Regions from separate parts of the Homo sapiens genome. Here region 2 is linked to region 1. A link is a contact called in ENCODE Hi-C or POLR2A ChIA-PET data. All regions are on one chromosome and are shown on one strand. The core of a region is the stretch at or near the end of the contact, and the rest is flanking DNA. Distances in the headings are between cores, read along the strand shown.

Evidence for each region. Hi-C counts contacts between places; a loop is a spot of excess contacts on that map. ChIA-PET counts read pairs that join two places held with the same protein, here RNA polymerase II (POLR2A). Pooled maps may share reads with other maps.
Region 2: a loop to region 1 is called in a map of B cell, with 5 times the contacts of the local background. The contact joins two enhancer-like sites. A Hi-C loop is called at or near these places in 7 of 168 maps with a recorded cell type or tissue (B cell, CD14-positive monocyte, GM12878 and 3 more), 15 of 37 single-sample maps with no recorded cell type and 9 of 50 pooled maps. POLR2A ChIA-PET finds 5 or more read pairs at or near these places in 5 of 52 experiments (AG04450, BJ, GM10248 and 2 more).

Annotation. Positions count from the first base shown.
Region 1 is chr16:17,257,338-17,261,596 of GRCh38, reverse strand. It overlaps XYLT1 (xylosyltransferase 1), which reads left to right. Exons shown (of 12, transcript NM_022166.4): 3 at 2,099-2,609. Among named protein-coding and RNA genes, the nearest start is that of XYLT1, 210 kb to the left of the region's middle. RefSeq lists enhancers at 1,887-2,286, 2,447-2,496. Within about 2 kb of position 2,221, at least 11 of the 41 ENCODE cell types and tissues checked have a DNase peak (open chromatin) inside an H3K27ac peak, as active enhancers do; they include B cell, CD14-positive monocyte, GM12878 and 1 more, where a contact is called at or near this core.
Region 2 is chr16:17,300,435-17,304,500 of GRCh38, reverse strand. The region is part of intron 2 of XYLT1 (xylosyltransferase 1); the gene reads left to right. Among named protein-coding and RNA genes, the nearest start is that of XYLT1, 170 kb to the left of the region's middle. RefSeq lists a silencer at 1,018-1,087. Within about 2 kb of position 2,805, at least 9 of the 41 ENCODE cell types and tissues checked have a DNase peak (open chromatin) inside an H3K27ac peak, as active enhancers do; they include B cell, CD14-positive monocyte, GM12878 and 1 more, where a contact is called at or near this core.

The DNA of each region.
Region 1 (4,259 bases), core at 972-3,471:
GGTTCAGTGTCAGCTTGCAGTACTTAAGGGTTTTGGGTGATGGGTGTAATAAGGATCATACAATTTCTTGGAAGTGGATCATGTCCCTGGTAGCCCAGAGTGTGGGGTCTGTGATCTGCCTGGTTTGAATTCCAGCTTCACCGCCAACTAGCTGGGTGACCCTGGGCAAGTCACTTGTTCATGGGTGCTTAGTTTCCCATCTGCAAAATGAAAGTCATAGCAGTACTCAGCTTACAGAATGGCCACAAGGTGTCTTAGTGTCAGAGCCTCCAACAAATAGGAGAAATTCGTGCTTACTGCTAGGAGCAATGGAGCAGAGGCTAGAGGAGCATCTTTTTTTTTTTTTTTTTTTTTTGAGAGCCAGTTTCACTCTCCCCCCAGGCTGGAATACATTGGTGCAATCTCAGCTCACTGCAACCTCCGCCTCCCAGGTTCAAGCAATTCTCCTGCCTCAGATTTCTGAGTTAGCTGAGACTACAGGTGTGCACCACCACCCCTAGCTATTTTTTGTGTGTGTGTGTTATTGGTAGAGATGGGGTTTTGCCATGTTGACCAGGCTGGTCTCAAACTCCTCACCTCAAGTGATTCACCTGCCTCGGCCTCCCAAAGTACTGGGATTACAGGTGTGAGCCACCACGCCCAGTCCTAGGGGCACCTTCTTCTCCAGGCCATCACTAAGTCGTATATGGATGGTGAGGACAGAAGCAACTAACCCAGTCCCAGAGGAGGAGGCCTTTTAACTCACACTCCAGCAGAGCAGGGGTCTGCATACATTTTCTTAAAGGGCTGGATAGAAATATTTTAAGCTTTTCAGACCAGAAAGTTTCTATTGCAACTATTCACTCTGCTATTGTATCAGGAAAGCAGCCATGGACAATACACAAATGGACAGGTATGGCTGTGTTTCAATAAAACTTTATTTATAAAAAACACAGGCAGTTGTTTGCTGACCTGCTGGGGTGGGAGCCTTGCTGAGGGTCAGCTGCTCTTGGGTACCCCTGCAGATCCGCTGTTCAGGCCCCGACACCTTTTTCCTTGGGAACTGGTAAGAGGCATATTTCAGCCCTCCTTAAAAGGAGGACTAGCAGGGATGCCGCCCATTGCCCCTGTGTTTCCATAGCAACAAGGGCAGCTATATGGAGCCATTACTCTTCTCTGTGGCTTCAGAGGTCAGGGGCCGTGTTGTAGGACATTGGATATGCTTTCAGATTAAGGCCTTGGGAATGAGCTTTAAGCAGAAGCAACATGTTGCAGAAACAATTTGGGGCATTGGTTGAATGATGCATTTGATCATTCGACTGATCAAAGTAACCAGGACCCATTTACCCATGGAGGAGCTGAGTTTGGGGTCCAGCCCTTCTGGAAACATCCATGCCATGCGTGGTCTCCAGAATGACTCCTGATCTTTGTCTTGACCCCAAATGACTTCATCACTTCTGTTCCATGTACACACATGAAGAGCCAAACTCAAGCACAAGAGTGTCGCAAGTTTGCTTTGCTCCAGGACTTAGTGTAAAGTTTATTCTACAAGGGCTGCATTCCTCTTAAAAAAAAAAAAAAAAAATTGCGGCTGGTTTCTTTCCCACAGAATTTACAACGGCTCAGTCTGATTTCTCTTATGGGCATAGATATATGAGCATGTCCTAAAGGCAATGGAATGTATGTAATATCCTACCAATATTTTTCCCTTTATAACTTTATTATATCATTTCCAGCCCTTAAGTAAACCATCACAGCACTTTCAGCTGGAATTTAAACGGGACGCTGGAACAAAATGTTTGTTACCCAGTGGCAAAGACAGTCAAGGAAAGAAACTGACTTGAAAAGGTGTGGTTAATAAGAAGCATTGAGAATCGTAGTCATGGCACTTTAGAGCTTGAAAAAGCCTTGGTTTCTGGTTGGAACATCTCCTATTTCCAGATGGGGAAACTGAGGTCCAGAGAGAGCCATCTTACCAGAGGTTAAACCAGTAGCAAAAGTAGGATGTGAAACTATGGCCCCGGCTTCCAAGTCCGTATGACTCACTCTTCAAAGGCCAGTCTGCTTAGCATGATCTCTCAGTCAAGTTTCTCTTCTGTTTCTCTCCCCTCTTCTCCAGGATGGCTACTTTTCTCATCGGCCGAAAGAGAAAGTGCGAACAGACAGCAACAACGAGAACTCTGTCCCCAAAGACTTTGAGAATGTCGACAACAGCAACTTCGCACCCAGGACTCAAAAGCAGAAGCACCAGCCTGAGTTGGCGAAGAAGCCACCGAGTAGACAGAAGGAGCTTTTGAAAAGGAAGCTGGAACAGCAGGAGAAAGGAAAAGGACATACATTCCCTGGGAAAGGCCCCGGTGAGGTGCTGCCTCCCGGGGACAGAGCCGCAGCCAACAGCAGCCACGGGAAGGATGTGTCCAGACCGCCTCATGCCAGGAAAACTGGGGGCAGCTCCCCCGAGACCAAGTATGACCAGCCCCCTAAGTGTGACATCTCAGGCAAGGAGGCCATCTCTGCCCTGTCCCGTGCTAAGTCCAAGCACTGCCGCCAGGAGATTGGGGAGACTTACTGCCGCCACAAGTTAGGGCTGCTGATGCCTGAGAAGGTGACTCGGTTCTGCCCCCTCGAGGGTAAGTTCCAACCCCGCTGGCTCAGAGAGGGATCTCCTGGCCACTTCCTCCTCCTGCCCAGCCCCATTCTGCTCACCTTCTCAGACCTTCTGAGAAAGGCCACCCTGTTTTCCAAACCCCAGATGAGCACACGAGATCTGATGTGTTCTAGTACTCCCTGAGTGTTGAAGTCTTGTATCAGAAAAATTTTGCAAAATCAGATTACCTTTTGTAGGTGCTTTAACCCATTGCCTTTATGGCAAAGGATGAAATTATAGTGAAATCGGGAGCTGATGTGATGCTGGCAGGAGCCAAGGGAGCTGTATTGATATGGTTTCGTTTCTCTTTCAGTAGAATATTGGGATTAGAATTGATATGAATATTATTGTAATTGATTATGATTTGAGAGGTTTCTAATTGGTTGCATTAACTTCAGAGGCTCTGTAACTTTCCGTTTTCCTTCATCAAAAGTTTCTTTCCCTCTTCTCTTCTCTTTCTTCCTCATATGTTTCCTGTTTCCCTCCTTCTTTCCTTCTCATTCCTTTATTTTCTTTCTCCCTTTTTCCTCCCTTCCTTCCTCATTTTCTTCCTGGTTTGTTTCTCCCTTTCCTTTTCTTCCCTCTTCTCATTCCCTTCCTTATTTTCCTCTCTTCCCCCTTCCTTCTTTCCTATTTCCTTTCTTCCTTATTTTAATTTTCTTTCTCTCTCCTTTCCTCTTTTCTTCCTATTTTCTTTCTTCCCTTCTACATTCCTTCCTGCTTTCTGTCCTCTTCTTTCCTAATTTTTCTCTCCTCCCTCCCTCCTTTCTTCTTTTCCTTCCTTCATTCTTTACTTCCTTCCTTCCTTCCTTCTTTCCACCTTTCCTTGCTCTTTGCTTTTCCCCTCCCTCTTTCCCTTCACTGGCACTCTTTTATGTGCGGATGACCTGATGATAAACCAGCTCTCTTGCTGAGACACGGAGGGATCCAAGCTCTGATCCAGAAATTCACAGGCAGAGTGGAGGGGCCATCTGAAGATGGGGAGTCCAGTTTCACTAGCGCATGTGCAATCGTGCCATTGATGTGTATTTCTTGGTAGTGATTTTCACCTTCTCTAGTGCCCTTGGAAGGGGAATGACAGCAGCCACAGGGGGCTGCTGAGGCTTCGCTGTGTGCTAGACACCGCACCAGGCTCTGTGCAGTCAATTTGTTTATCACATCCAACACTCTCTGAGGCTGATGCTGATGTCATGAGCCCAATTTTTTTCAGATGAGAGATGTAAAATCCCTCTCCCAAGGTCACATGGCCTTTAAGTGATCTTACAAGCTTACTGTTATGGCAGGAAATTTCGGACCCACTCAGAGTAGAGAGAACCCCAATGTACCATCACCCAGCCACGTGGTCGCTGTTTATTGACTCGTGGTCACTGTTGTTTAGGGCACGCCCCCTTCCCTCCCGCTAGCCCCTGCCACCATAGCTTACGATAATCCAGCCTCTGGGAGCACTCTTAAATTTTACTTTTTTCCTTGGAGAAGATATTCTCAAAATGTTTGTGAATTCGTTTGCTCAGTGGTTTTCTCTGTGGAGAGGGCGGATAGCATCCAAAAGGCACCTTCCCACGAAGAGTTGGTGCCACTAGCAACAAACAGAGAGGAATGCATTTGAAATAAACGGGTGTGGATTTCATTCAAG
Region 2 (4,066 bases), core at 1,556-4,055, 42 kb before region 1:
TCCCCTGCGCGGTCCAAATGGTCCAAATCCCTGCAGCATTTTTTCGCAGCATGCTTATACCATCCACATACAGCATTTCTGTGACTGGAGGACAGTATTGTGTTGGCAACAGCTTTGGGGAGGAAGGAGGGGGAAAAAAAGACACACTGACAGAGATAGTCATCTTTGCACCTGCCCTTACCTGTGCCTGAAGCCAGAATTCCAGCACATCTGCTCCTCACCTGCCTCTGGTCTTTGATCAAAGGTCATTTTGGGAGGAATGCTATCCCAGCCATTGCTCTGAAAATTGCAAACTGCTGCTCTCCTCTGTTCCTCTGATCTACTTTTTTTTCCCTTCACCACGATGGTTATTACCAACTGACAGACTTTAAGGTGTTACTGCCTTCTTACCTTCCAACATAAGCATAAATTATGCCTTCTTACCTTCCAACGTTAGCATAAATTGATGTCTTATGAACTATCATATATATCTGCATGCACCTGTACACACACACACACACACGCACATGTATATACACACATGCATTGCTCACATATGTATTTTGTTCCTGTATCTTGTGTGTCTGCCACATCATTTGCTCTTAACAAATACAAATTAATAAATCATATGTACACAGTGTTTATAAGATAAGCCTCAGTTCCAGAAATGTCAAAATGATGGGAAAAAAAATCTTCATCTGAAAAATCAGGAGAATGTGGTCAAATGCCTGGATTGTCTAGATTGAGGTCCCATTGATCAACTAATCATACCTGTTTCTAGAATCAGAGTGAAAAGGCTGAATGTGTTTTAAAGACAGACATGTGGCGTGAAATGATTCCTCCTCTTACTCCCAGCCATTGTAATATCATTAGTAATGAAAATGTAAAAGGATTGTAGGTGTCTGTGTTCTGGGCTTATTTCTTAGAGCTTTTCCTAGAACCCTCACAATGGCCCTCTTATGCCAGTTTTATGGCAGAGAAAACTGGGGACTCACGGGGGCATCAACATGTCTCTTTGTTTATTGGAAACATTTTTATATGCTCACAAATAATATGCAACAGCAACAGTAATAGCAGCTAAAGCAGAAGTGTGCAAACTGTCTGTAGAGGACCAGATAGATTAGTAAATATCTGAGCCTTTGCTGGCCACATGGGCTCTGTCACCGCTAAGCAGTTCTGCCAGCGTGGCTGTACAGTAGCTGTAGATAATATGCAAATGAACGGGAGTGGTTGTGTACCAATAAAACTTTGGTTCGCAAAAGAGGATTGCAGGCCAGATTTGGTCTTAAAGCTGTAGTTTGCCAACCCCTGAACTAAATATGATTTCCATGAGGGCAGGAACCACGTCATTATTTTTTACATCATTGTATCTCATGCAGGGAGCCCAATTCTTTGCACATGGTAGTTCTTGAATGAATGAATGAGTAAACCAAGGAATCAGTGAGTGGTCTGTCTTTCAAGATCCATCACGACTGAAGCTCCAGTCCTCCCCTTTCCTTTCCCATGTACTCCCCTTCCCTACCCATACTGCCAACCCTACCCCAGCTTATCCCCTTGCATTAAGCTCACGGTCACATGTGTGCTCACTTGCTAGCTCTCTCTCGCTTTCTCTTTTCTCTCCCCCTCACCCATTCTAGACCCAAGGTCAACCCCTTCCTTCCCTAGTCTTCCTCAAAAGCCTTGGGGGATTGAGTAACCCGTTATTGTGCCAGTGGTGGCTTTTTTCTGGAACCTTTTGAAGTTCTGTGGTTTGTTGATTCATCTCTTTACACCCATCCCTCTTTCAGGAAGGGTTTATGGCAGTCTGCATGGGTGTACTAAACAAAATAAGACTGCAAAAATTAAAACTGAGACAAAGAAAGGAAACACAACCATAGGACCATCATACCTTGGAGCTGGAATAGGTATTAACACCTACACCATGGTGGGGAACTGGAGATTTGACAAAGAGCTTTCTGGCTGCCATCAAGGAAAACAAATCTGTCCCTTCCACTGCCCTGTATCCAAATAATTGACACAGGCCATTGCTCATGGCAGGTGGATCTGTTCTCAGTGCTCAGTTCAGATGGAAATTTCTCCAGAGGGCCTCACAAGAGGAGGAAGAGGAAGGACCAGCAGGCTTTGCAGCTTGCTAACAGCAGACAGGATGAGGTATTCATGGCTGTCTGCTACGACGGTGTCCCCTGGTCTAGACTCGACATCTTATGCTGATACTCAGCAGAGTAAGGACACATCCTGGTACCTGGGCCTGGGTTGACCTCGACATGTATTTTTTTATTATTATTATTATTAGTAGTAGTAGTAGTAGTAGTATTTTGAGATCGAGTCTTGCTCTGTCACCCAGGCTGGAGTGCAGTGGCACAATCTTGGCTCACTGCAACATCCACCTGGTGGGTTCAAGCAATTCTCCCATCTTAGCCTCCTGAGTAGCTAGGGTGTATGCCACCACGCCTGGCTAATTTTTGCATTTTTAGTAGAGATGGGGTTTCACCATGTTGGCCAGATTGGTCTTGAACTTCTGACCTCAAATGATCCGCCCACCTTGGCCTCCCAAAGTGCTGAGATTACAGGCATGAGCCACTGTGCCGAGCCCTGACATGTATTTTAGGGAAGCTACCAGAACAAACAGACCATGTGGTCTCCAAGCACCACTGGAGCATAAAGAGGAAGCTCTTAGTCTGAGAGAGAGACCAGGTGAAAATTCCAGCTCAGATGCTGACCTCTGGCCTAGTCTTTCCACTTTTGTAAACCTCCGAGTCTTCATCTAAGAAGTGAGAGTTGATATTAGCATTCGCCACCTGTTGTTGCGGTGGAGTCTGATGAAACGCCTTCGCACTGTGGCCTTTGCATCTATTATTGTATTTAAACTTGGCAGCGACATTGCAAGGTAAATGTCACCCCATCTGCTTCACGCTGTTCTGAGTACTTTAGCTCAGTATTACTCAAGCATTACTTTCTTTCATTATCACCCTCCCAAGAAGAAAAATTTAATTTAATATAAATTCTCCCTTGTGAGAGAAATTAAATACTGTGGGAAAAGATTTTATCAGATAGGGTTGAGCTTTGGGGGACGGCTGACCATTGCAATATCTAAGACTATTATTATTATTTTGAGACAGAGTTGTGTTGTGTTGCCCAGGCTGGAGTACAGTGGTGCAATCTTGGCTCAGTGCAACCACTGCCTCCTGAGTTCAAGGGATTTTCGTGCCTCAGCTTCCTGAGTAGCTGGGATTATAGGCGCCCGCCACCATGCCTGGCTAATTTTATATTTGTAGTAGAGACAGAGTTTCACCATGTTGGCCAGGCTGGTCTCAAACTCCCAACCTCAACTAATCCACCCGCCTCAGCCTCCCGAAGTGCTGGGATTATAAGTATGAGCCACTGTGCCCAGCCTAAGATTTTTTTTTTCTCACACACATATACTCCCCCAAATTTTGCTTGCTTGGTGGGGGTGACAGTCATCCCTATTGAGAATATGTGCTTTAGATATACAAACTAACTCCTATTAAAGCTCTAGTTGAGAGAGAAAGGAACGGAGGCCCAGAGAGGTAAAGTAACATACCCAGAGTTGCACAGCTAATGAGAAAGGATCTGAATTGTCTTATGGATTGCTCTAGACGGTGCTTAAAGCACAGTCTAACTTATAGCAGCAAACTGTACGTGTTATTTTGTGTCTTGCTTTTGTCGCTTACCTATCTAGCTCATCGATTGTTCTGGTTCAGTATATATATCATGGCCCCCATTCTTTTTAATAGCTGCATTAGGCTGGGCGCGGTGGTTCACATCTGTAACTCCAGCACTTTGGGAGGCTAAGGTGGGCAGTCATCTGAGCCCAGGAGTTCCAGACCAGCGTGGCCAAGGTGGTGATGAAACCCCGTCACTACTAAAAACATGAAAATTAGCCAGGTATGGTGGCAGGTGCCTGTAACCCCAGCCACTCGGGAGGCTAAGGCAGGAGAATCACTTGAACCCAGGAGGCAGCAGTTTCAGTGAGCCGAGATCGTGCCGCTGCACTCCAGACTGGGTAACAGAACAAGACTCCATCTCAAAAAAAAAAAAAAAAAAAAAAGAAAGAATGAAAGAAAGA